Regions from separate parts of the Homo sapiens genome. Here region 2 is linked to region 1. The links are chromatin loops, found by intact Hi-C in ENCODE. Cell type or tissue: GM12878. All regions are shown on one strand. Each heading gives the region's core, and the rest is flanking DNA. Links, peaks and the distances in the headings are about the cores only.

Evidence for each region. Hi-C counts contacts between places; a loop is a spot of excess contacts. Peaks named below come from ENCODE experiments on the same cell type or tissue, not always from the same donor. Only the 100,000 strongest peaks of a DNase experiment are listed, where the experiment ranks them.
Region 2: it touches region 1 in a loop (5-fold over the local background); 1 of 110 quality-filtered maps calls a loop at or near these places.

The regions. Positions count from the first base shown.
Region 1 is chr6:21,209,115-21,220,616 of GRCh38, reverse strand. All of the region lies in intron 15 of CDKAL1 (CDKAL1 threonylcarbamoyladenosine tRNA methylthiotransferase), which reads right to left. Among named protein-coding and RNA genes, the nearest start is that of LINC00581, 300 kb to the left of the region's middle. In GM12878, for the core only: no CTCF peak of the experiment used is centred there; DNase peaks (open chromatin) are centred at 6,996 and 8,224; H3K4me3 peaks cover 729 bases; H3K27ac peaks cover 4,005 bases.
Region 2 is chr6:21,153,092-21,164,593 of GRCh38, reverse strand. All of the region lies in intron 13 of CDKAL1 (CDKAL1 threonylcarbamoyladenosine tRNA methylthiotransferase), which reads right to left. Among named protein-coding and RNA genes, the nearest start is that of LINC00581, 350 kb to the left of the region's middle. RefSeq lists cis regulatory regions at 680, 694, 906 and enhancers at 608-752, 622-766, 834-978. In GM12878, for the core only: no CTCF peak of the experiment used is centred there; DNase peaks (open chromatin) are centred at 4,883, 5,563 and 6,853; H3K27ac peaks cover 1,417 bases.

The DNA.
Region 1 (11,502 bases), core at 2,449-10,448:
AAAATAAGGGGAGGGTGTAGGACAGAAGAACCAGATCTAGAATTAATAACACAGTATAGAAATCTTTGCCAACAGTGGTGCGCTGGCATTTGTTTATACATAACTTCTCCAATTCCACAAAGTAAGCCCTGCCAAGAAGGTATGCTATCAGAGATCTGGCACCTTAGCTGGAGATACATTTATCTTTACTGCTTCCTCATTGTTTAAATTTTTTTCTCCAAAGAGAGGTACGTAGAAAAGGTTCTCTTAGTAACTGCACATAAGGAAAACACAAGTTAGTTATTTACTGGGTCAAAGTTTGGAAATTTGGAAATTATTCTAGAACTTGTCATTTAAGTCTCTTCTGCTAACTAAATATCAGCCTAAGATATATGGACAAGTGCACATGTGCTCGCAAACACACACACACACACACGCACGCACGCACGAGCTTTAACATAAAAAAGGAACCAAGAGGCACACTTAGAACCATGAAGCCTGTAATCCCAACATTCATGATAGTAGTAGAAACCTGAACTCATCTATTCCTCATTAGTGGCTGGAGATAAGCATCAGTATGAATGAAAGCTGCCCCACAGGTGTGGCAAAGTTGAAGAAATAAAAGGTGAATTGGGTCAAGATGCTTTACTGATGAAGAAATCTTTTCAATAGTCTCTCACACCCGAAACCATTCTCATTCCATGCAGCGCACACAGGAAGCACTGAGCCAGGATGTTCACAAACATAACAATTGGGTGTATTAAACTTCATCTTTAAGTCATCAGTTCAACTCAAAATAATTGTTCCTAAGGGTTTCATTCCAACTAGGTAACCATGAAAGTGTGTTGGCAGATGTTTGGTTTGTATTTTAAATGAAAAAGAAGACATGTGTGATGTTAGCTGTTATTACAATACAACCCTCTCATCCTGTTCTTAGTATCATTTTCAGTGACACTGGAAATACGGTTTCAGCATCACTGAGCTCTATAAACTGCATAAAACGAATAAAGGAGACGGCAGGTGCTTTTCTCTATCTCAAAGAATCTCATAAATGAGAAGCTAATATGTAAAATGTTTCCTACATATCACCATGATAGTTTTGCAGCTTGGAAAATGCAGATAAACTAGTTAGGAAAAATTACATGGTTTATACAATTGGTCCTCCATATTTGTGGGTTCCACACCCACAAGTTCAACTGACCACAAATAGAAAACACTCAGGGGGGAAAAATTCCACAAAATTCCAAAAAGCAAAACTTGAATTTGTCACACACTGAATACTATGTTGAATCCATGAATCTGAAGAGATGTGTAGGCATTGTATTAGATATCAAAAGTCATCTAGAGATAATACATGGGAAAATGTGGGTAGTTTATATGTAAAACTATGTCATTTTATATAAGGAATTTGAACATCCATGAATTTTGGTACCCATCGGGGGTCCTGGAACCAATCCCCCACAGATACCAAGAGATGACTGTACTTACTATAATTACACTAAACTGAACCCAACCATCTGAAGAAAGATCACATCTCTACATATTTTCCTATCACTCCCAAAGTTCTATTATGCTTTCTTCCAAAAATCTGTTCCAAGACATGCCCATTCTCCCTTTCTATTTTGAATATAGTTTTTAAAAGTAAAAAATAATGATCCTATGGAAAGGCACTTAAAATTAGATTAATATTAAAAAACTTAATTACTTATGTTACTATAAAAGTATGGTAGGCAGCCCTGAAGATGATCCCCAGTGAGCCTCGCCTCCTGGTATTCACACCCATATGTAATCTCTTCCCCTTGGCTATGGTCTGAATGTACTCACTTGCTTCTAATGCTCAACATAAATGATGGATGCCACTTCCAAAATTAGGTTACAAAGTACTGTAGCTTCCATCTCTCTCTCTCTCTGCTTGCTTGCTTGCTCTGAGGGAAGCCAGCTGCCATGCTGTGAGCTGCACTATGCAGAAGTCCACAGGAGAAGGAATGGAAGGAGGCCTCTGACCAATAGCCAGCCAAGGACTAAGACCTTAAAGCAACAACCCATGAGAAACTGAATCCTGCCATCACCATAAAAGTGAGCTTAGAAGCAGATCCTCCCCAGTTGGGCCTTCAGCTAAGGCCACATCCCCGGCTGCCAGCCTGACTGCAGCCGAAGGAGCAGTACTGTGCCACGGGCACCCAGAGAAGCTGCACCTAGATTTCTGACCCACAGAAACTGTGAGGTAATAAATGTTTGTTGTTTTAAGTTTCTAAGTTTTGAAGTAATTTGTTACACAGCAACAGATAACTAATACAAAAAGTTGCCAAGTAGAGGGCTGGATACCAATTCACACATACTTAGAAATCTGATTCATAACAGAGGCATTGAAGACCAATAGGAAAGACAGACTTTCAATAAAGTTTTCTGGAACAGTTGCTTATACACAGATAAAACAATGAAATTTAACCCCTACCTACCATGTTTACAAATCAATTTCAGATATATTAAATATTTACCTGGCTAAGGAAAAACTAGAAAAACTTTAGGACAATATGGGAGGAAAACCTTTCTAACCACAAGGTAGGGAGGACATACTTCTTAAACAAATCACAAAAATATACAAAGTTCTAAACAAAAGAACAAAACTTCTAACCAGAGAGGTTAACAAGCTGCAAACTGGGAAGAGACACTTGCTTCACATATAATTGACTCTAGACTACATAAAGAAATCCCAGCTGGGCACAGTGCCTCTTGCCTGTGGTCCCAGTACTTTGGGAGGCCAAAGTAGGAGAACTGCTGGAGGCGAGGAGTTTGAGACCAACCTGGGCAACACAGCGAGTTCCCGTCTCTGCAAAAATAGCCAGATGTGGTGGCTCACGCCTGTAATCCCAGCACTTTGGGAGGCCGAGGCGGGTGGATCACTTGAGGTCAGGAGTTCGAGACCAGTGTGGCCAACATGGCAAAACCCTGTCTCTACTAAAAATATAAAAATTAGCCAGGCGTGCTAGTGCACGCCTGTAATCCCAGCTACTTGGGAGGCTGAGGCAGGAGAATTGCTTGAACCTGGGAGGCAGAGGTTGCAGTGAGCCGAGATCGTGTTATTGCACTCCAGCCTGGGGGACAGAGTGATACTCCATCTTAAAAAATAAATAAATAAAAATAAATAAATAAAAATAAAAAATAAAAAATAAAACTTAGCTGGGTATGGTGGTGCATGCCTATAGTCCCAGCTACTTGGGAGGCTGAGGTGGGAGGATCACCTAAGGCCAGGATTTCAAGGCTGCAGTGAGCTAATGATCACATCACTGCACTCCAGCCTGGGCAACAGTGCAAGACCCTGACTCAAAAAAAAAAAAAAAAAGAAAAAGAAATCCTAAACATCAATGAAAAAGTATCGTCCAATAGAAGAAAATGGGCAAAAGACTTTTTATACAGACTCTTTGCTGAAGAGAAAATCTGAATATATATATATGTGTGTATATATATATAAAACCAATAAATATATTTTAAAAAAAATGCTCAACCTCATTTGTAATTAGAGAAATACAAGTTAAAAATACAAAAATACCAGCTTACATATACCAGGTTGGAAAAAGTAAAAAAAATGAGCAATATCAAGTATGGGTGAGAATGTGGAGGATCCAGAACACTATGACACTGCTGCTGGTAATGGCAGAAATTAACATAGCCACTGTGGGAGACAGGAGGGCATTACCTGGTAAGGTGGGAGCTGTACACTCTGGCCAACCCAGCAATGCCACTCCTAGGTATGGCACCCAGACTAGAGAAATGATTGCAGATAAGTGGCCACACCAAGTCCTCATCACAGCTGATGTGATGTAAGTTAGAAGCTCTAGCAAGATTTGGGCTGGAGATGAGGGTTGGGGAAGGGTTGGTCAAAGGAAGAAAAAGTGGTCCAGGATGGGGGTTCAAGACCTGTGGGTGGGCTTCCTGCAAACATTAACTCTCCAAGCAGTCCCCTAAGAATCTCTTTCTTTTCTTAGATGGGCCCCAGTCGCTAACCTCCCTCTTCTCCATTAGCACGTTTCCTTTACCGCCTGTCAATGCCTTAGGTGTTCCCCACCCATCCACCACACCTTTCTTAAAATGATTGGTCAATGTGGAAAATAGATGGGACATGAACAGCCACTTGGTTGCTAATACACACTTATTATTATTTTTTTTCTGGAGACCGGATCTTTCTCTGTGGTCCAGGCTATAGTTTAGTGGTGCAATTATAGCTCACTTGCAGCCTTGAACTCCTTGGCTCAAGTGATCCTCCCACTTTGGCCTCCCAAAATGCTGGGAATACAGGAGTGAGCCACTATGCCCAGCCTGCCAATATACACCTTCTCATTTTTTACATGGATTCTATGGGATAAAATCAGTCTGATAAGTTCCCAATTAGTTTCCAATTGCTGCGGTAACAAATTACCATAAACTGCATGGCTTAAAACAATACAAATTTACCATTTTTTAGTTCTGGAACTCAGAAGTCAGATGGGTCTCAATGGACTGAAATCAAGTGTGATGTGGACTCCTTCTAGGGCTGTAGGGGAGAATCCATTGCCTTGCCTTTTCTAGCTTGCATCCCTAGGCTCACAGCCTGCTTCCATCTTCGAAGTCAGCATTCCTATCACTCTGACCTCTGATTCTCCTGCCTTTCTCTTTTGCTTTTAAGGACCATTGTGATTACACTGGGCCCATCTGGATAATCAAGTATACCCTCCTTATGTTAAGGGCAGCTGATGAGCAAATTTAATTCCATATGCAACCCTAATTCTCTCTGTCATGTAATCTAACATATTCACAGGTTCTAGGGATTAGGACACGATCACCTTTGGGGGGTGAAGTGGGGGGCATTATTCTGCCTACCACAGGTCCCCAGGGTGATACTGTTGAGTTGCTGGGTACAATTGTACCTCAGAGAAAAGCACCGGATATCTAGAGCACTTGACATTTCCTCATAGAAAAGACTATGACAAGGTCCCTTAGCTTCCATTAACGTTTAGATTTCAGATTCTTTTTACCAGATCCAACCCTTCCAGCTCTACAACTCACTACCTAAAAACAAGACACTGAGTTGTAGAGCTGAAAGGATTAGATCTCAGGTTGAAACTGAATGTGATGTCTTCTGGGGACGTAGAAAAGGAGGAGGAAAGTTGCGCAGATCACAGGCAAAAACACCAAGATTTCATAGGGTGTGGTAGACTGAATACATTAATATTCCCAATTCCTTATACCTCCTTGTATCTGTATCTTCTTGTCACATAACTCTGTAGTGTGTCCCTGGTCTTGGCCATGTGATTTACTTGGCCAACAGGATGCTACCAAACATCATGCATGCAGAGGCTTGAAAAGCACTTGTGCATGTCTGTTTGCTATTCCTTTGCCTTTACCACGGGAACATGCTCAGGTCAGCCAGTTGAAGGATGAGGCATGCGGAGCAGGGCTGATTCACCCACGGAGTCCCAGTTGAGGCCATCTAGATCCACCAAATGCCTGCTGAACCTCCATACATTTTAGGAAGCCCCACCAAGCTTAGAAGAGCTGCTGAGCTACCCTACAGTGCACTGCAGATGTGTGAGTGAGCCAGGCTGAGATCAGCTGAGCCCCACTGCAGTTCTGTGGTTGGTTGTCATAGGGCATTTATCATGGCAAAAGATAACCCATATCTAGGATAACCAGCTTTTTGGTCTTGCAGTCCTTTTCAGTAAGGGGTATACATATATCTCCGGAACAAATTCATTCATTCATTCATTCATTCATTCATTCATTCATCCAACAGACGTTTACTGAGCATTTGCTCCCTGCCAGGCCCTATCCTAGTCATTAAGGACACAAAGGTGAATGAAGTAAAGTCTCAGCATTCATGGGGCTTCAATTTTGGTAACTAGAGGCAAAAGAAACATGTAAATATTTAATATGTCTGGTGATAAAATGTGCCATGGAGAAAATAGAGTAGAGTAAGAATAGGAAGTACTAGGTTGTGTTGGATGGTGAGGGCTTGGGGTTTTATAGACGACTGCCCAGGGTGACCTCACTGATAAGCTGGTGCTTCAGCAGAGACCTGAATGAAGTATGTACCAGGGACATCTAAGAGATGGGCATTCCAAGCAGAGGGACCAGCAGTTGGAAAGGCCCTCCTGAGGGAGCAGACCTCGTGTGTTCATGTTCAAGGAGCAGCATGGAGGCCAGTGTTCTCGAGGGGAGAGAGGTCAAGGCATGGGACCTTGATCCTTGAGGCTGTTGTAGGGTCTCTGGCTTTCATTCTGAACATGCTGGGAAACCTTAGATGATTTTTGTAAAAATTTTTATATGGTATGTATATATATATATATAAAATAACATTTGAACAATTTTGAAGTACACAATTTAGTGGCATTAATTATATTTACCATGTTGTGCAACCATTACTACTATTTCCAAAATGTTATCACCCCAAGCAGAAACTCTGTAACCCTTAAGGAACTCCCCATCTCCACGCCCAGCTCCTGGTAAGCTTTAACCTAGTTTGTCTCTATGAATTTGCCTATTCTCAATATTTCACATAAGTGGAATTATATAATATTTGCCCTTTCTGGTGTGGCTTATTTTGCTTCACATCATGTTTCCAGATTTGCCTATGCTGTAGCATGTGTCAGAACTTCATGTCTTTCTATGGCTGAATAAAATTCCATTCTACTACATACCACATTTTGTTTGTCCATTCATCTGTTGATAGATACTTTGGTTATTTCCACCTTTGGGTTATTTATGAATAATGCTGGTATGAATATTGGGATATAAGTATCTGAGTCCCTGGTTTCCCTTCTGTTGGCTATATACGGAATGCTCTGAGTCATATGGAGCACTAGATGGTTTTGAGGAGGAGAGAGACACAATCTGGTTTATATTCAGGGTAGAAACAGGGAGACTCGTTAGGCAGATTGTTTCATTTTCAGATAATATAGTACACGGCAGGGGAAATCACTTCCCACAAGAATATTTAAGAGAAGAAGACCTGTAGTGAATGCCACTATCTTACACCATAGATGCTTTGTGATTGTTCAGAGGAACTGTGCTCACATGAAGGATAACAAAAGAAACAGCTACTCAAAGTCAGTGAAAAGGGGGAACTGAAAAACTCAAAGAATTTATTTCAGGCAGCTATCCTTTACAAATGCTATTGCTGCTTATAAAGACTGTATGTTTAAAAAGACCAATGACCAATTCCTCGTCTCATGGCATATAGGTGATTAGGGCAAAACATCATCCATGTTCATGAACGAGATATTATTAGTATCTTGATCAACCAGGCCCCAAGTAAATCTTCACTATCACCATGCCCCCCACTCCACATCACATATTCACTGATCACTTCTACGTGTCAGGCAGCGTTCAGGGCTTCCCAAGCTTTATCTCACTTCGACATCAAAACCATCCTATCAAATGGACTCTATTCCTCCCAATTTATAGATGAGGAAAGACACCTAGAGAGGGTAAGTGACCAGTGATCACAATTAGTAAGGAACAGAGCCAAAATGCCAAACCCACGGTCTGACCTGATGTGCGTAAGGGCTACTCTATTCCTTCAAAACGGATGTTTTCAAGGAGGAAGCCCTGGGAGCCAGGGGCCTGTGGAAGGGAAAATGCTGATCTTGATAAAGTCGGCTGATGGTTCTTTGCCTTTATTGCCTTTTGAATTTCCTTCTCAGGGGTTGGCAAATTTGCAAGGTGCTACATCTTAAATTTTTAGGTTGGCTTCCTATCAGAAAACTGCCCTAGATACCTGATTTGATATATGGATTGAAAATTTCTGTTTCTCAATAATTTTATAGAATTGCATTCAGGAGAGAGAGGGACAGGAGAAAATTTGTTTCCCCAAAGCCCTTTAAATTTAAAACACTGCTTGCATGCATATAAGCAATCTGCGCTTGTACCCCCTAAATACATAAAAATTTAAAAATAATGAAAAAAATTTTAAACATTATAAACTATGTTAGAAAACAAACACACTCTATTTCTTTGAACATATTCTATTTTATTTATTTAAAAATAATGTTCTATTATTTTAGGTACAATGCAACATCCACACTCTGAGTCTCATAGGAGAGATAGGCTGTCACTTTCATCATTAGAAAGTGAGAAGGGAAACTAGGAAACTACAATTTATGGTTAGAAGCAACTCGCTCTAAAGTACTCATCCTCATAGTTCCCATGAAAAGAATTTCCATTTGCAAGATTACTATCAGTTTAAAAAGGGGCTTTTGCAATCTGCTTATCAAGATGTCAAATGACTTCAAAGAGTAGGTTGAGTGGCTTGACTGTGATTTTTTTTTAACCATTGAAGAATATATTAATGTCCTCATCAGCTGGAGTAACAGAGGATTTCAACCTATCATGTAGGTTCCCTGCCTCTGGTGGAGAACCCATCCATTCCACCCTGCATATCGCCGAGAGCCAAGTTCATTCAATAACCATGAAACAGGCACTGCACTGGGGCCTGGAGCCAGTCGTGGGCAGACCAGTCAGGCGGGGCCTGCTTTCATGGGCTTTCCCTCATATAGAAACTTTCACTATACTATGCTCATGCCCAAAAACTTTCCCACATGTAGCCAGGCACGGAGGCTCACACCTGTAATCCCAGCACTCTAAGAGGCTGAGGCTGGAGCATTGCTTGAGCCCAGGTGTTTGAGACCAGCCTGGGTAACATAATGAGACCTCATCTCTACAAAAAATAAAAAAAAAATTAGCCAGGCACAGTGGCGCATGTCTGAAGTCCCAGCTACTTGGGAGGCTGAGGTGGGAGGATCACTTGAGCCCGGGAAGTAGAGACTACAAGTCAGCCAAGATTGCACCACTGCACTCCAGAGCCTGGGTGACAGAATGAGACTCTGTCTCAAAAACAAAGCAAAACAAAATATTCCCACATGCATGATAGAAACTTCTAGTATTCACCCATATCTTCTCCTTCTTATTAAAACAAAAGTAGGTATTTTCTAGACTCTTGTAGTTAGACAGGGCCATGTGGATGTTCTGGCCAATGAATATGAATACAAATACCATGTGCCACTCCTGTGCTGAGGCAGTAAAAAGCCTGGTTCACCGGCAATCGTCTTTCCTTACCATGGAGACATGCAGTCAACTTGGGTCCCTGAGTGACTGTGTGGAGCAGACAACTACCTGACTCTAAACTACAAACTAAATGGTACATCTTAGATGCTCAGTGTGAGCAGGAAATAAACCTCTGTTATGTTAGCCCTGAGATTTCAGGGTTAATTTGTTACCGAAGCGCAGCCTAACCTGTCTTGGACGAATATATGTGCTTGTCTAATGTCTTAGGTATAAATCCTATTTGACTTCAAAACCCAGAGGTCCCAGTCTTTATACTAAAGGTGATTTCCCTGTGCCTTCCAACTGCCCACAACTTCTTAGTCTGTGCATTCTGTCACGTTGCGTTGGTTCCTTTCACAGTGAGAAAAATTTCCTTCTTTACTTGCCTGATTAAGTTCTTCTCACCTTCAAAGTCCATATCCATGAAACTCTCTGTAGTAGAAGTTGTCTGAAAACCCTCTCCACATTGACAGTTCCCCATGACTACAGATGCCAAAAATGATTTTCCAACCTCCTTTGTCCCCAGGGTGTAAATGTGAGACTTGGGTTCCACAGTCAGATGTGATATATGTGAGACATTGACTGGGAAGCTTCATGAGGAAGCAGATGGGGCATGGGGCCTCTGCCTTGCTGGGGGAGGTGGAGCAGAGGCGACACCTCTTACCAGAAGCTCCTGTGTGGTTCTGGGTGTTGTTTCTGGAAAACTCAGCAAAGATTCTGGTCCCTGGCCCTTCTAACAATTCTGTGGGCCATCTAGCATCCTTTCATACATTCCTTCCTGTTTAACTAAACTGCTCTCTGTTGTCTGCAAAGAATCCTGACCCATACATTTCCTGATACCTCAAGTCATCAGAGATCTCCTATCTTCCAACTTCTTATGATCTAACGCCAACCAATTTAACATTTGACATATTATAGATTTTGTTTCATATGTACATACTGTCTTAGTTCGTTTCGGTGACTGTAACAAAATGCCATAAACTGGGTAGCTTTTAAACAACAGATATTTATTTCTCACTGTTTTAGAAGCTGGGAAATCTAAGATCAAGGTGCCAGCAGATTTGGTGTCTGGTGGGGGCCAGATTTCTAGTTTATAGACAGAGTCTTCTTGCTGTGTCCTCACACAATGGAAGGGTCAAGGCAGCTCTCTGGAGCCTTCATTAGTATGGTATAAAGGTACTAATCCTCATCATGAAGGCTCCGCCCTCATGACCTAACCACCTCCCAAAGGCTCCAGCTCCTAACACCATCACATGAGTGATTAGGTTTCAACACTGAACTTTGGGAAGACACCAACATTCAGACCACAGCAGCACATATCTTCTCTTCCCAACTAGACTTTATCTCCTTGAGGGCAGGATGGTATCTCCAACTTCTGTATCCCAAGCAGTGCTTGACACAGCGCTGGCTCAACTTTTGGAATTTATAGGATGACCATATAATTTATCATCCAAACTAGAATACTTTGAGGAGTGGAATAAGGGCATATTATTAATACTATTACAACACGTATAAACCAGGACTGATGCAGACAGTCCTGACACAGACAGATATTATCAAGGCACAATTAGTTCTTTGATGCATACAGTGTCATACTCGTCATTGATAATTGTTGACTGAGTGAAAAGGTAAAGACATGTGAAGGGGAAATAGTGCAGTGAAAATGTGAGTGTGGAAGAGTGGTTCCCAACACCTGGGTTCAAATCATCACAGGAAATCATGGTCTTCTGGAACCTCCCTAGTCCCATCCTGCAGGGATAGGTGGCTGGGCTTAGATGACCTTTCAGGTTCTGCTGCTGCTGAAATATATCTTTGGTTCTCCTAAGGAGGCTTTTTTTCCATTCACTGCTTTCATGATAAAGAATCCCTTTTGCTCTTAAGGGATCCCTTTTAGATTTGGGAAAATTATCCATAAAACTTTAACCACAGGAGTAATTATGTCGCACAGGTGAGCTAGCATACCTATACAAGACCACTTCCCTCACACCAATCCCTCCCTACCAGGGTCACAATTGATTAGCAGTATTACCAGAGGAACAGCCAAGACCAAAAACTTCTCGAAGACCAAGCCCATATTCATTATTTCCATCTCTAAGATTTCATTCCGTTCCTGGATAATAAACATTGAAACATATTATAAGAGGCCAGGTGCTACCTGCATGTTGCATATGTAAGTAATTCAGGCTCGGGGGCCTGGTTCTTTTCCTTAGCGCTTAGCTAGGGAAGTCGGTCCACGTCTTTGTCCCAGGCTCACTGCTCCTTCTGCCTCCTATCTTGAACGTGGACAAAGGATGGAGAGGTGGGGAAAATGCCTGCTCAGTCCCATCCTATGATGCCTCTATGTGGGTGTGTACAGCTGTATAAAGAACTTCATCGTGTTCTAGCTGCCCTAGGCCAGGCTAGAATAATAAACTGAAGTAATACGAGTAAAGAGCCTCAATACCA
Region 2 (11,502 bases), core at 1,803-9,802, 55 kb after region 1:
TGGCTAGCAATATTAGGCATAAATGGCATCAAGCCAATTTAGTTCCAGGACAGGGAATGCTGGGAGACAATGATGGATAGTGGTAAAGGGCCAGCCCCGGTCTGTGTGTGTTATGGTTGAAGCACCTGGACTTGCTTTTGTAGGTTACAGTGGCTGCTATAGGGTATGAGGCATGGCAGTGAGGTTAAATCTGGGTTCTGGCTAGATCCTAGGTCCCAGTTTTCTGGGTTCTGGCTAAATCTAGGTCCCAGTTTTTGAGATTCTAAATGCTAGTAAAATGAGTGGAAATTTTTTAAAAAACCCAGCTTGTTTATAAGGTTGTGTACTTTTCATTCTACAAGCAGGTACATAATTTTTTAAAATTTCAAATCTATGATCACAATAAATCATTTCAAAATAGGAAGTGATTTTAAATCTTTTAAATCATCAATTTAAGCTGTAAGTTGTACTGTCTTTGTTTTTCTTATCTCTTCTGCAGTTTGGTGAAAATGTCATCCTGGACCAGCATTTAGTAGACCAACAATTAGGAGCAGTGGAATAGGTCATTCTGGAGCTAGGTAGAGGGGCAATGCTAGGGACAGGGAGCCTAATTAATAACTAAAATAGACACATTATTTCTTTTTCTTTTCTTTTTTTGTTTTTGAGATAGAGTTTCGCTCCTCTTGCCCAGGCTGGAGTGTAATGGTGTGATGTTGGCTTACTGCAGCCTCCGTCTCCCAGGTTCAAGGGATTCTCCTGCCTCAGCCTTCCAAGTAGCTGAGATTACAGGATGCACCACCATGCCTGGCTGATTTTGGTATTTTTAGTAGAGATGGGGTTTGCCATGTTGGCCAGGCTGGTCTCAAACTCCTGACCTCAGGTGATCCACCCGTCTCTCGGCCTCCTGAAGTGCTGGGATTACAGGCATGAGCCACCGCGCCCGGCCAGATAACAGCATTATTTCAAGACTACAAAGTTTAAGATTATGACTCAACACCACATGCCTTTTTCTGATTTTCATCTGACAAACGCCTGTGGTTTAGAGGCCTCCACAGTAAGGATTTTGGATGATTGGTTAAAGAACTTTTGAGGGAGAGGGAACATGACTAGGATGAAAAAGAAACAGATGAGGAAAGTGAAAAAGATGGTGACTTGAAATCAAGACACTAAAGGCTACTGTATTCCCAAACCACGGTGGGTTCTGCCGGTGGCCCCAAGCGGGTGTTTGTTTTGGGTTACTGTGAAGATTAAGAGGTCAGGATCCAGTCTAAAGCAGCTAATGATGTATGTGAGGCCTCTGCATCACTGAGAGAATGAAGTGGAGGAGGTTATAAAACCGACCCCAGGAAGGTGGCTCATGAACGAGAACTCAGGAACAACCACCACATCTGCAGTAATCTCAAGAGAAGTGACTTTTGCACAAGGCAAGGTTGTGCTGGCAGTGAGGAGGAGGCAAAACGGGCATTTGCTAGCGTTATACATCAGGCTTAAATTTAAAGGCAGATTTTGTGTGCTAGGGAGTTGATTCCTAATATTGTTCTGTCCCAGTTGGCCTCACTGTGATTACCATAGAAGGGTTCAGCTGTGGCATTAGTTAAGCTATTCAAGCCAGGCCCTCTCTCTCTTCCTCCCTCCCCCTTTCCCTCTTGTCCTTTCCTTCCTTTCTTTCTTCCATCAAGATGAGTTCTTGCTGTGTTGCCCAGGCTGGAGTGCAGTGGCTATACATAGGTGTGATCATTGCACACTACAGCCTCAAACTCCTGGGCTCAAGTGATCCTCCCACCTCAGCCTCCTGAGCAGCTGGGACTACAGACACATGCCACCACACCCAACTAATTAAGAAAACCTTTTTTTTAGAGACAAGGTCTTGCTATGTTGCCCAGGCTGGTCTCAAACCCCTGGGCTCCAGCGATTCTCCCACCTCAGCCTCCTGAGTAGCTAGGATTACAGGCGTCAGCTACTGTGCCCAGCAGGCCAGACTTTTTCTAGGTCCTTCAAAGCTAACAAGCATCAAGGAAGTTACATATGTGATGCTGAGACTGATTGAGTCAGGTGGCTTTTGTTTTTACTTTCAATTCTAGAGCAAAGTTTCAGTTAACTGGAATTCTGCTAACTCAAATCTCAAGGCCAGAGCTGGTTCTGGGCAAAACCATGGAATGGGCCTCAGAGTTCAATGCCCCATTTACCTGTTTTCCATCAGAGGTTCAGCTTTCAGTTCTAGGTTTCTTAAATTTTAAAGTATTGCTTTTGTTGGGGAACATTTCCATGACCCCAAATAGATTATTTTATGGGGAATTAGGAGTTAACAAGGAGAGAAGATGTTTAATCAGAAGATGGCTGTTCAATGTTACAAACTATTCCAAAATTCATCCTGCAGAGACCTGGAATGGTCCCAGTGATTTCTTGAGTCAATAGTGAAATTAAAAACCTTACTTCTAAGACTTAAATTGGCTTGGCAAATTAGAATTCACTCACATTTCTGGAGTTTGAAATAATCTCTTCCCTCTCTACCAGGACATATCTCAACCTCAAACCTCTACTTCCTGCAACTAACACAGTTTCAAGAAAATATCGGCATAAATTAAGTCATGTAAGCAGCGTCTGTATTACTTATTAAAAGCCTCCCGCTAGGCACAATAGGCACTTGCATTCAAGTGCTGAATTAATGAAAAAGGCATTTTGAATTTTCCATTGAAACGTGCCTTTCCTTTGCACCACAGTTTAACTTCTTTCTAAATGCAGCTTTTAGTAGAAAATGACAACAATTATGAGCCCTTTGAGATTTAAAATCTGAAACTCAAATTATCAAGCCTTAATAAAAGCCTAATAAATTCCTTTATGTGTTATATTATGTCTGCTTAATTACTCCAAGCCCATAAAAGAAGCCATGCAGAAGCAGAGTTTATATGTTAGCTTTACAGAAGAGTGAATTTTGAGACTCTTTTCTCTAAATTTAATTTTTATGTGTATAGTTAAAAATATATATTCAGAGACTTTATAAATCTGAAACGTAGATCACCCCTATAAATATATTAAGTGGATACATTCTCTAGAAAGGCAAATAAGTGATTAACACCACCAAAAAGTTCTTTATCTTAAAAAGAGCATATTCAGTTCAATGGGCATCTCTCTATTATTGCTAACAGTTTATCTCTTACACTGACTGAAAAGAGAGCTACAGCATGCACCAGCTGTAGTTTCTACAAAGGAACTACCATTCAATATTGTTTTTCTATAGCATAAATAATTTTTTAATGAAGCAGAAAGTCATTGTTACTTATAAGATGGTGTTTACTGATCTGGTGCTGTATTGAAAAATACAGCAATCCATAGTATTTTTATTCTGATAACGTCAATCTCATACGATATCGTTGGAGGGGAGGGAAAAAATGTAGCCTTGTCAAGTACATAAGGAAGATGGGCCCATTCAACATAAGGTTTTCATGATAGCTTTTAACTCAGGACAGCAAAGTGATTACTATGAGCTGACACCAAAGGTCAGGCTGGGTGTCACCAGCAACAGGGTGGTTGTCTTCCCTGTTCCTTGACACTACCTTCACTGCACCCCCCCAGCCAACAAAAGGGGCTTCCTGTATTACCATTGATCCCTATTTTTTTTCTTAATTTGCATTTTCTAATCTTCCAGGATCTATTCTCTTGACTGGATTAGCCACTGTTTAAATGAAAATATGTATGTGTCCACAGGGAGGGGAACATCACACACCAGAGCCCATCGGAGAGTGGGGGGCAAGGGGAGGGAGAGCATTAGGACAAATACCTGCACGCAGGGCTAAAAACCTAGATGACGGGTTGACAGGTGCAGCAAACCACCATGGCACATGTATACCTATGTAACAAACCTGTATGTTCTGCACACGTATACCAGAAATTAAAGTTAAAAAATATATATACATATATATATATTTTTGGACACAGACACACACACACACACACACACGTGTGTGTGTGTGTGTGTGTCTGTGTCCAAAAATTACAGTGAATAAAAAAAAAAAAATCTTGGCTGGGTGCGGTGGCTCACGCCTGTAATCCCAGCACTTTGGGAGGCCAAGGAGGGTAGATCACGAAGTCAGAAGTTCGAGACCAGCCTGACCAACACGGTGAAACCCCGTCTCTACTAAAAATGCAAAAATTAGCTGGGCATGGTGGTGGGCGCCTGTAATCCCAGCTACTCAGGAGGCTGAAGCAGAAGAATCACTTGAACCCGGGAGGCAGAGGTTGCAGTGAGCCGAGATTGCGCCACTGTACTCCAGCCTGGGTGACAGAGCGAGACTTCATCTCAAAAAAAAGAAAAAAAGAAAAAAAAGAAAATCTTTATTTCCCATTCGAAAACAACAGATGGGATGAAAACAAAAAGGTGACTGCTCAGGAGCCATTTTAGAGCCAAAAGCGACTTATTGATTCTTCCACGGAAACTTTCAAACCTGGAGATAGGTGACTTAAAGCGGGTCTGCAATGTGGACCACGAATATGCTTATTTTGCCAAATAAGCAAAGTGCTTCCTCAGAGAACTGTTGAAAACTGAGACATGCAAAAAGTAGCCCAAAATCACAAGAACAAATCCTATACATTTGGTGTCACAGAGGGTTTTTGCACATTGCTTGTTCTGGAAATACATGATATGAAAATAATCAGGCCTCATTGCAAAGATCTTTTTCAAGAGCAGCTAGGAAGTCAATAATCTCCCACTCTTGTCTGTTACATAAGCATATTCTCAAACCCAATCTGGGTTGGGTGGAACTATGGAGAAATTTTTGAATCTCAAACTCTGCCTGAAGTAAGGGTTTAATTTTTAAAAGGCTAGCCTATGGTGCGGACTCAGAACAGGAGGTAAGATCTCAACCAAGTGGTGGTTAAGTGAATTAGGTGTCGCTGTTCAGAGTGGATTATCTGTGAGAACCGTGTAAACCAGGACAACTGAGGACATACTTTCACAACACAAAACTTAGTACAGATCTGACTGTCTTCATTTAAGTGTCCCATAACTCTTCACTGAGCATCTACCATAGGCCAGGCATGGCCTCTGCCCTTCTGGAACTTACAATCTAGTAAGGGAGATGGACAGTGATCAAATAATCACACACATATAAAATGGCAAGTGTGATGTATATGAAGAGTAGTGTCACAGGTTGCTATGACAGCTTGTATAAAAGATCATTCTAGTTTCCCTTGGAAGAACAGATTCGAGAGAGGAACAAGAATGGGTATGGAGGGACCAGTCAGAAGGCAACTTCCATAGTCCAAGCAAAAGAAGAGGTTGCTTGGGCTAAAGCTGATTTTAAGTAGAAACACAGGAATATTTCCTAGCTTATAATCAGTGTGAAATGTTTCATTATTGCCAGATTTTTTCTTATCTGAATAAGTTGTATTCCATCCTGGAAATATATTTATCATCCCCAACTCTATTACACTCATTTTTCAAGAATACTATAGAAACTGCTTTTTTTGATGAGACATTACAGGAGTCATTAAAAAAATTAAAAAAAAAAAAAAAAGGAGGTTTCAGAAAACAAGGTCAAGAAGCCCCAGAGGAAGGCATTAGGCAAACTTCTACAGATTATTAACTATGTTGACAATGGTCAAAACAAAAACGTATTTGGAAAGCACCTTTTGTCACAACAAAACTTCATCCCAGAAAGCTACATCATGTATAATTATACACATGATCACAATTATATAAAACTAAAAAGAAATAATTAGGTACATATATGTTTCTAACTGAAAAAAAGGTTAGAAGTTGAAGTTTTAAACACTTAAATGGGAAATTCATGTGAATGTTTATTCTAGTCAGAGTTTTAAAAGATAAACTATTTATCTAAATTAAACTGTTCAGATTACAGAATACATATTTGTCAGTGACAAAATTCACATTAAGTTTCTAGACTTACACTGTCTATTCTTCTATGAATACCATCATACATGCTTTGCTTGTGGTTACACAGGTCTCAAAAGAAAAGAAATGGAAACATAGGAAATTAACAGACATTCATAAAATGAAGTGCATGTTTGTGGTCCAGGGAGTGAAATGGTGGGGCATAAACCCTTCCCAGCTTTAGCAAGGAGGTTAACCAGTGCTGTAGTTATCTGGCTTGGAGCTTCATCATGACCCTTTGAGTCCCCTCCAACCCACCCCCTGGCAAAGCAGGAGCAGCATATCAGATCCCTGCAGAGGCTAAAAGCTGAAGGCAATGCAAAGAAAAGCTTTGACATTCTGCCACTGGAGTGACAGGACAAAATTGACTGTAATAAACAACAGTTTGAGCAAGATAATTTGATGCATTGGGACCTTAAGCTTCTCCAGATGCTGAACTCAGCTTGGGATGGGAGATAAGAGGCAGTATTTACTGTCCTCAATAAAGGTTGGATGAAAGCAGAAAAAAGAAACCTCCTTGTGTAAATTGAAACCAGTTCACTAACATGCGTATCCTCAGATATGCACAGCAATTCACAAACAGAAGAGTATATACCATATTCATATATGTTATAAACACATGTAAAGCATCATACTGACACATATGTATAAAATATAACTTGTCTGTTGGCCTAATAACAGAGAGGAAAGCCAGAAAGAAAAACAAATGCATGTGAAGAATCTTTAAAATGAAAAGAGCACTCTACCAATATTAAGCTCACTTAATATCATATTGCTCCACAAGTATTACAAATAAAATGCCTCTCTGAATAACATTTCTTTTCCAAATAAACAAGCACATGCAGACACAGATTTTGACTGTGAAGATTTAATTCACAACAGAAGGATGTTGCTTATGGAGTGAGAAGTGAAATCACAGTCCCTCTGGGCACACCCAGGTGCTCTGCCAGTTTTCCATAACAAGGCTGAGTGATGTGCTTACATTTCTCAAAGACTGTTTTGTTTCAGTAAGGCCAGGTTAGGTGACTGGTAGATGTATGTCATAATGAAACAGAAGTACTATCAAACTACTGATTTTGGTTAGGATGACGAGGAACAAACAAAGAGGTTGCTTTCATTCGTGAAGATTTTCACTTAGCTATTTTTTTATATTACTTAAGTAAAAACTACAAAAACAAATAAACAAGATATCAACACAAGCATATGGCTTTGTAATTATAAGACACACTGTGTTTGTGTAATCAAGAAAGAACAATGAGAAAAGACAATCTTTCGTTTTTTGTTTGTTTCTTTGAGACAGGATCTCACTATGTTGCCCAGGCTGGTCTCAAACTCCAGGCTATCCTCCCACTTCAACCTCCTGAGTAGCTGGGATTACAGGCATATATACAACAGTGTCTGGCTGAGAAAAGACAATCTTGAGAACAATAAGTAACATTTACTGGCTGCCCATTATCGTGAAAGGAACTGAGTTGGTGACTTTACATAAATGTATCTTGCTTAAAACCTTGCAAGGTGATTATTATCAGCATCATTCTAACACTGCTGGCTAGGAGCACTGGAGCAAATTTTTCCAAGGTCATAGAGCTCATAAGTGATAGAGCAGGGATCAAATCTATGTCGGCTGAATTCTGCCAAGTTCAAAGCGTATCTCTTTCCACCCTACCTACCATCTCTCTAAGCATCACAGTAGAAACAAAGAATATGGCGCAGAAAAAGAAATCAATAAACACATATGAAGAGTCAAAGGAAAATATGCTTAAATCATATGCTGAAAAACCAGCCTAGGCAGAGAGCAGACCCTTCTCCTTGGCAAAGTTTACCAGGCATACAAGGTTCTGTTTCCTACCTACTTTATACAGTTTGATACTCTTAGAAGGATTCCATGCCAAAGCAACCACAGCAGCATGCACACCAGTCTTGCTCCTAGGGATCTCTCTGCACCTCTCCAGCTGCTTGAATTCTAGTAATCCCACCACACAAATTCTCCAGTGGCTGCAGCTCAGAGTTGATCCATGTCTCACTATCTTCCTTACATCCATCGTTCTTCCTTCTAAACCTCCCATTCCCGTTTCAATTCCTTTCAGACAAATTTGTCCCATCACTCCACAAAATGGCACTGGAAAACTTTCCTTTCTCTTTCCCTTCTTTACAAAAGGAATAAATGTTCATTTTAGAAATTTTCAAAAATATAGAAAAAGCACAAAAAGGAAAAAAAGGGATTCTGCTAAAGATAACTAGTGTTAACACTGTAGTGTATATTTTACCAGTCTTATTTTTCCTTTTTTTTTTTTTTTTTTGGAGACAGGGTCTCGCTCTGTCACCCAAGCTGGAGTACAGTGGCACGATCTCGGCTCACTGCAACTTCTGCCTCCTGGGCTCAAGCTATCCTCCCACCTCAGCCCTGCCAGTAGCTGGGACTACAGGCACAAGCTACCATGCCCAGCTAATTTTTTAAAAATTTTTTATAGAGACAGAGTTTCACCATGTTGCCCAGGCTGGTCTCAAACTCCTGAGCTCAAGTGATCCACCTGCCTCAGCTTCCCAAAGTGCTAGGATTACAGGTGTGAGCCACCATGCCCCGCTCAGTCTTATTTTTCCTAAGCAAATGTGTAATAATAATTTTTATGAAATTAGGATCACATACATGTTATCTCGTAATACATTTTCAGTTTTTGAAATATCAGTGAACGCTCCCCTCCCTATCACTAAATATTCTCCTATAACATGATTTTAGTCACTACCATTATGCCATATGAATGCAACATTTATTTAACTCATCACCCACTATGGGATATTTAGGTTGTTCTTTACATTTTATTACTATAAACAGTTCTGCAATGAACATCTTCACAGATTTATGTTTACTCAGATCCGTCCCTGTCCCTTTATAATATATTCTGGAGCACATTTGGAAGGCCTGGACACACACTGTCAGGCTGCCCTTCTCACAGATTTTATGAAATTTCATTCCCAGTAGGACTAATTACTAATGCATGGGAAACAGGTCTCTTGAACATAATGAATAATCACCAAATTGCAAAGTGACTTATAAGTGAATCAACTAATTCATTCAACAAATACTCATTAACCTTCTATACGTGCTAGGCACTGAAATACAGCAAGGAGACACGGTGCCTGCTCTTAAAGAGCTTTCACCGTCTCAAGACAGAAAATGTACTAAGTGATAGCAAAGGTGCTACCATGGGAGGTGATGTCCTGGGTGAGACTAGGCTTCTCCAGGCGCTCCTCAAATCAAATTCCTTCCCCTTCCTGTCACGGCTATGCCCCTTCTCCTTCCATGTTTCTGATTTTCATGTCCAGCTTGAGCTGGGGAAACAGAATATTTTATTTCAAAAGTCTCCTCCCAATTGTACAAGGAATTGGTACTAAATGCAGCAGCTTCTTAAAGCTGTCCTCCCCATCCTCACACACGCTGATGACACATAATATAATTCGGGGGGAAAAAAAACTAGATAAAACAATTGCTTAGGGAAAAATATGTTCTAAACATTTTAAAATCTAAATCTAAATGTTTTCTAAAGGATTTTGAGGAATCGAATTATAAAATTTTTTACAACTGAGTTTCTAGATATATTGTAATAAATGTGGTAAATATTCTAAATGGCTACCAATAGGTCAGCAGTAAACGTTTTAAATAAAAGCAATCAAAATAGACAGCAATTACATTCTTAATGTCATCACTCTTGTATTTTTTTTTTTTGGGGGGGGTGGGGGACGGAGTCTCGCTCTGTGGCCAGGCTGGAGTGCAGTGGCACAATCGGCTCACTGAAACCTCCGCCTCCTGGGTTCAAGTGATTCCCCTGCCTCAGCCTCCTGAGTAGCTGGCATTACAGGTGTGTGCCACCACACCCAGCTAATTTTTTTTTGGTATTTTTAGTAGAGGCAGGGTTTCATCATGTTGGCCAGGATGGTCTCCATCTCTTGACTTCGTGATCTGCCTGCCTTGGACTCCCAAAGTGCTGGGATTACAGGTGTGAGCCACTGTGCCCAGCCTACTCTGGTATTTTAATATTTTACACATTGTAGAGTATTTAGCCACCACTGAAGCTTAACAACTTTTAGAAAGCAATTTACATTTCCATTTCATGTAGACAAGAGTCAAATGATTAAAACATTTAACATTATATCAAAAGACCTAGTTACACCATTGCTTCAGAAACTAAGCAATACATTTTTCTCAAGGAGCAAAAGTATAAGGATTGGTTAATATATCCAGATATTGATAAAATTTTGGTCTTTGAAAATACATGATGACATATGGAGTTAAACATTGTTTTATAGAAAGTAAGTTACTCATTAGTTAATTTGTTTAGGGTATAAAATATTTTCCATTTAAGGGAGAGATGAAGTTGCTAGAAATTAGGGGTACTGGGCCAACTTTGTTTCCTTAGAATGGGTTTTTGATGTATTACTTCTTTGCAGTTAAGTTTAAAGCATGCACATAAAAAGCAAACCCAAATCTTCTATCATATGTGTGTTTCCATGAGTATGGATGATGTGTGTGGCATTTAACCAGTACTTACACGCAAAACATTTTCCCAACCTCTTCCACATGCATTAATTTAATCACCATGACAACCTGTTTAAAATGCACTTTTGAGATTCCCATGTTATGGATGAGGAAACCGAGACACAGGGCAATTAAGTATCTTTCCCAAAGGTACACAGCTAGTAAAAGGCAGGGCTGGGAATTAAAGGCAGGCATGAATATCTATGAGACCCAGATGTCATCTGGAGTCTCCCCGCCCCTTTGGATCTAGTTAGATTGGCTCTAATTTCCCCATCCTTGCCCTGTGTGAAAAAAGTCCAGTGTCCTTCTCAAATGACTTTAAACATCCAGAGGACCTGCATTCTCCAGGTCTTATCTAGCTCTCAATTTTTTGTTTTCTGGCTTAGTTCTGTCCACACAGGGAAAAATGCAAACCACTTAAAACTGAATATTAGTTATTCCCCACTTCTTCCCTCTCTTTTATTACCCTTTCTCTCATTTATGCTAAGAGAAAAAAATCCCTCTATTTTTTTTCTACTGCTGAGCAGTTAGTTCTGTCTTTCCTAGTCTTGTTTCCTTGTAACTCATGTCCTCAGGTTTTAACTTTGTCCATTGAACTGTTTATCAAGATAGTTTCCTAAGCAAAGCCAGCTCCTTTCCTAAGAGGAATCCTGTTGCTAGCTAAGAGAATGATACCCGTCTTCTCATATGGGCACACAAATCTAGAGGTGATACAGCCTACATTATGATTAAGATAAAATATTACTATTGATGATTAAACAGCTGCCATAATTGAATGAATGTCACATATGTTCGCTAACTTATCAGAATAGAGGCAGAAGCAATCTAAATTCAAATGGCATTAGGTTAATTCATTACAGTCTTAAATAAATCCACACAGAGGCAATTCTTTTCTTTGTATTTGAGAGTTCATGGTTAAACGCTTAACGATTAAAAAAAAAAAAAAAAAAAAAAAGAAATCACATACCTCTACCCTGCCAATGAGGTTGTCAATATAGATGACAAGTGTTAAAAAGTCATGTCAAAACACTATTAGAAAAAACAGGTTAAGAATATAATTGGGGACATATACAAATTACTAAATCATATATATCTAATT